Regions from separate parts of the Mus musculus genome. Here region 1 is linked to region 2. The links are chromatin loops, found by intact Hi-C in ENCODE. Cell type or tissue: heart. All regions are shown on one strand.

Region 1 (2,500 bases), 58 kb after region 2:
GACCTGAATTGAGTGCCAACACTGAAGAACAAGTTAAGTAAATAAATTGAGGAAAAACAATGGAAAAGGTGGCTGCAAACCTTGCTTCCAAAATTTCCCTAAACAGTATTTCTCCTTTAGTGTAAGTCTTTGGCAGAGAAAAAGATGCCAAATTGAGAATTAAATGGCAACTTAAACTAAATGCAGACTTAGCATAATCTTGTCTGCCAATGGGATATTGCACTCTTCATGATACCAACCAGCTATGGGCACTAAGACACACTGTTATCTTCAGGTAAACAAAGAGCATCTCCTTAATAGAGATGCTAAGAGTAAGCTTAATTTTATTGGCATGACTGAACTTCCTCATTTAACTTTTCACTACAGTTTCTCTTTCCTCAGCCTAAAGCAGTAGATTCATTCTGAAAACAAGAGAGACACTGGAACTCAGAACTGGAAAAAAAGGTGAGTCCCTGACCCCTCTACTTCTGTCACTCTTCTTTTCCAGAAACTTCAGCAACAGCCATATTCAGGTTGCCAAGGGAAAGGAGTCTGGCTAAACAGCCTGCCTCCCCAAGTCTAGCCCTTATGAAAGGTGGATTTCCTTTGTACAACTGTTCTGTCAAGCAGAGGGTCTGCCACGTCATACATTCTGCTTGAGTAAAAGACTTAAAAGTAACTTGGACGAGAGAACAAATTGTTCTTCCCAAAAGTCTTAGAACTTCTCAACCATAGTCACCTCCCATATATTATTAATGGCATGAAGAAGCTCATGCCTATAGGTTAAACTGTTAGTGCCAGGTAGACAGCTGTAGTTCTCAATTCCCCCAAGACACCTAGGTGTCACTTCCTCTATTTCCTGCAATTCGGGAATATTAATAACATAAAGTATGTATATGCTAGGTATAGTGGTCCATACCTGTCATCCTAGTACTCAGGAGGTGGTGTAGGAGTATTTCTTGAAACAAGCCTGGGCTACAGAATGAGATGCAGTCTCAAAAAACAGAAACCAAACCAAACCAAAAGCAAACATGAAGGATCATGAAATGAAAGCCAGTCTGACTCTGCCCAATTCTAACTCCTAGATGTTCCCTTAGAGCAAGCAACATGAACACACACACACTCACAAAGTGTCTCTTGGGTGCCCTCTTGCTGCTACTAGGGCTCTTCCGCAGGACTGAAATGGAGTCATACTCTATGAACAAATAGAGAAGGGAAAAGAAAAGGCCAGGGCACAGAAAAGGGAAGTTATTCCAATGGTGGCCAATGAGTAATATCCAGTGATTTATAGGAAATATAATCCAATAATATAGTAAAATAAAACAGTGTGCCTGAGATGGTTTTGATTTCAAAAATTATAAATCATATTTTTAAAAAGAGTGGGGGCACCGAGTGGAAGTCCAGATTGGAATAAATTGGGCACAGATGGGGGATGCAAAGAGGTTTCCATGATGCCCTACCACAAATGTTGCTTCAGTTACTTGTCCTCGAGAAACTAGTTTTATTTCCTTAAGTTACATTTTTTTTTTAAATTAAAGTTCTTGAAGTACTTGTGGTTAAATTCAACAATTTACCTTTTAGCTTCTTACCAGCTACCCAAATGGCTACTGAAGTATTAAATACTGAGATACAGGAAGAAGGCCTTTTCTCCTTTTAGGCTCTGAATGCTACAGACATTGTGACATCACTCGAGGAACCAGCCATTTAGCTACCAACTTTGAAGATTAGCCAAGCAAGGCACACAGCTTTCCTAGAGCCATGGCCTTCAACTTCTTGCATTCAACATACATGCATTCAATAAATACCTGTGTCTAATGAATACCAGCCTAAGGACCCCCAAATATCCCATCCTGACCTCAAATGTAGCTGTCTCCAATCATCTCGTAGAGAGTGCTAGGATTCCAAGCTGACTCTAATACCACAGGGGTAGGATCTTGCATAGGGCTCATGATCAAGGAAGTTAGTATCTCCAAAACCTAATGCAGGGGAGGACACCATTCTCTCTACCACAGTTTTGCCCCCCTACTTTGTCTCCTACCATATCCAAAGCTTGTAAATATTTCAAGTCTACAATAAAAGCTTATTTAAAAAGTAAATACCATAAAATGTTAGCAAGCACATTATGTATACCCTGGCCTACTGTAGTAGAAGGTAGTTCTTGAAAAGGGAACACAAAACACAAGAATGACCTATGATAGTACTGCAGGACTGGGGGCCATCAGCAAAGAACACACTTTTTAAGGAAGCTCTGTTGCTCTCCAAATCATAATTCTGACCCCACATCTATGGAAATGGCTCTGACAAGGACAAAGGATCTAACATCTTTCTGGGCTACAAGATCACCTCTGCTTCAGGCTGGAATGCTCTTCTCCAGAGAATCCAGGAACTGACATATGTAAACACCCACCCAGAAGGACATATCCAAGAGGGAATGGAAAGAAAAATGATGGTCCAGATGTTCTGTAACTTGCAATGACTGCCAAATCACCGTGGACCCAAAGCACCTGGGAGGCCAGGCTGT
Region 2 (2,500 bases):
CTTGTACATTAGACACAGGATGACTAACCATCCTGGGACTGTCCAAGTTTTAGCACTAAAATTTTCACATCTCTTAAGTCCCCTAGTCCAACACAGACCAGGATGCTTGGTCAGCCAGTCCCACATCATCGGGTTCTGGATAAACCTGAGAAGAAAACTAAAACTACAAAATCTCTCTCTCTACTTAAAACTCCAAGGTAGAATTATAGAAAGAAGGTTCATTTAGTTCATACCATCACCTATTGTGGCTCAGACTGTTTGGTGGGTGCTAAACATCACCTAAACTTTGCCTGCCTAAGTGAACCTCAATTGTAATTGTATCCAATGGTTGCCAAGTTTACAGACTTGATTTTCTCCTCCAGAAAAGCTTCTAACCCAGGAGATGGAATAGCATCTACCCTCTAGATGCTAAGATGTTAGAAATACTATAAAAAACAAATAGAAAACAAAACAACAAGAAAACTCCACAGGAAAGACTGAGTACGAAGAAACTCTATGCCAATAAGTTCTAAGGGTCCCCTGAAATCTCCCAGGGGTACTGTCCATGAGCCTACAGGGTAGGCTGAGACCTATGCCATTAAACCCCCAACTCCCATTCCAAGATGACAGGAAAGAGGGCATTCCAGGAATTGCCACTGAGAGCCATGGGGACTCCCTCCCTCACCAGCTCCAGGTGGAAGGAGGCTGAGGTGGTTTATTTACTGAGATCACTACACTAGGAAAAGGCAATGAAATGAAACATCTTGTTTTCAAGAGCGTCCTGGGAACCAGGCGGAACATGGTCCCATTAATCATACAACGGCACATAATCAACACACGTGTACTGCAGAACCAAGTCACTTCCCAGGCTTTGCCTAGCAAGAAGAACACGTTTGGGAAGAATCACCAGGGGGATGCAGGTTTTCTAAAGCCCTCTGCATGGACACCAACAACCAGACTCATTCACAAAGCTCCATCTTTTGGCTCAGCTGAGTTTGGCTGTCAGAAATGTTTAAATATGGAAAAAAATAAACAGTTGCAACACGTTTTTCTGTGCAGAAATCTGCCTGGGCTCCTCTGTGATGTAATGGGAAACGCGGCACTCAGGCTACCAGCTGTAGAATAAACAGAACTTTGAGGGTTAAAAGGAACTGAACTTTCCACGACCCCATCTGCAGAGAAGAAAATAATAAGAGGAATGATGCACTGCCCCACAGCTCTGATAGTTTATCCTCCGGTCCGGCTGCAGAGACAAGCACCGGATGTGATAGGGCTGCTCAGGGCTGCCTCTGAGGTTAGTGCTGCCCATGGGAGACACACAGGGAGGCTCTTCCAGTTCCCTGCTTCCTCCCCCAGTGCCCTGCTGGCCACTTGAGCCCACTGCCTGAGTCTGATCCCACAGCGTGGTGAGCTTTGGCCAACAGGCACTGCTTGGCTGCAGAGCAGCAATTTGGAAAATAAACAGGAAAAACGCCAGTAAGAAGGAAGAAGGTGAAAAGTCTCCCATCTGAATTCTTGGCTTGGAGGTCATGGTTGGTGCTAAACAGGTCAAGGCTGCTTGAGGACATAGTTAGGGATGAGGGTGTAGGCAGTAGTATCCCCAGCCAGAGAGAGGCGGCAGAAAATCACCCACAGTTTCCTCAGTGGGAGGCCCCACATCCCTCTCATCCTCCCACCCTTACCATCTTGGATCCAAGAAGAAGAAATATGTGGTACCATGTGGTTCTCATTACCATGCTCTCCTGTCCCCTAAGGCTCAGATAAAGCAAACTGACTCCTCCCAGAGACTGCTGCTCATCACTAGGGACTCCTGCCCACCTCTATCTTTTGCCCATTACTACTCACCTTGTGCCAAAACCTTATGACACACTGCAGTGATAAGGTAGATGAGAGTTCTTACCCTGTTGATTTTGTAAGACAGCAGCTGGGGCCAAAAGACATGGGAAGTGCCCTGAGTTCCCAAGTCAGAAATATAAATAAAAGCAGTCCAAGGGTCAAGCTAGACTGATCAGAATCAAGGAGATATAAAAAATGCTTCAATGAAAAGTCACTCCAATCAGGTCAGCCTGATCTTGTTGGTACCCATGGGCCAACCTGTGACAAAGGTATGGGAAATAAGAATCAAGAAACTAACGACGACGACGATGATGACGAGGAGGAGGAGGAGGAGGAGGAGGAGGAGGAGGAGGAGGAGGAGGAGGAGGAGGAGGAGGAGGAGAAAGAGATGTTCTCCAAAAACCCAGGTGAGAGGCCTGAACTGAAAAGCTAATATCTGCGAGAGGATGATGTAAGGGTTGAGAGGTCAATTCCATGCGTGAACAGTTTCCTGTTTAAGCAGAAGGGGGACGTCTTGAATTTTTTCCCCATGTTTCTTTCTTATCCTAATAAGAAGCGCCATTTAACCTTCACCTCATAGCAGCCCTTGAAGCCTTAGGAGTCCAGGTTGATGGAAGGGCACAAAGTAAAATCCTTGTGGCTATGAAGAGCTTGAAGATACTTGAGAACATGTGGGGTTCAGTCA

The links. Peaks named below come from ENCODE experiments on the same cell type or tissue, not always from the same donor. Only the 100,000 strongest peaks of a DNase experiment are listed, where the experiment ranks them.
Region 1: it touches region 2 in a loop (2.1-fold over the local background); 6 of 42 quality-filtered maps call a loop at or near these places.

The regions. Positions count from the first base shown.
Region 1 is chr11:74,992,955-74,995,454 of GRCm38, reverse strand. All of the region lies in intron 10 of Smg6 (Smg-6 homolog, nonsense mediated mRNA decay factor (C. elegans)), which reads right to left. Among named protein-coding and RNA genes, the nearest start is that of Srr, 68 kb to the right of the region's middle. In heart, a CTCF peak has its summit at 1,128; no DNase peak of the experiment used is centred here.
Region 2 is chr11:75,050,629-75,053,128 of GRCm38, reverse strand. The region is part of intron 12 of Smg6 (Smg-6 homolog, nonsense mediated mRNA decay factor (C. elegans)); the gene reads right to left. Among named protein-coding and RNA genes, the nearest start is that of Gm51907, 80 kb to the left of the region's middle. In heart, a CTCF peak has its summit at 1,344; DNase peaks (open chromatin) are centred at 748 and 1,258; H3K27ac peaks cover 2,392 bases.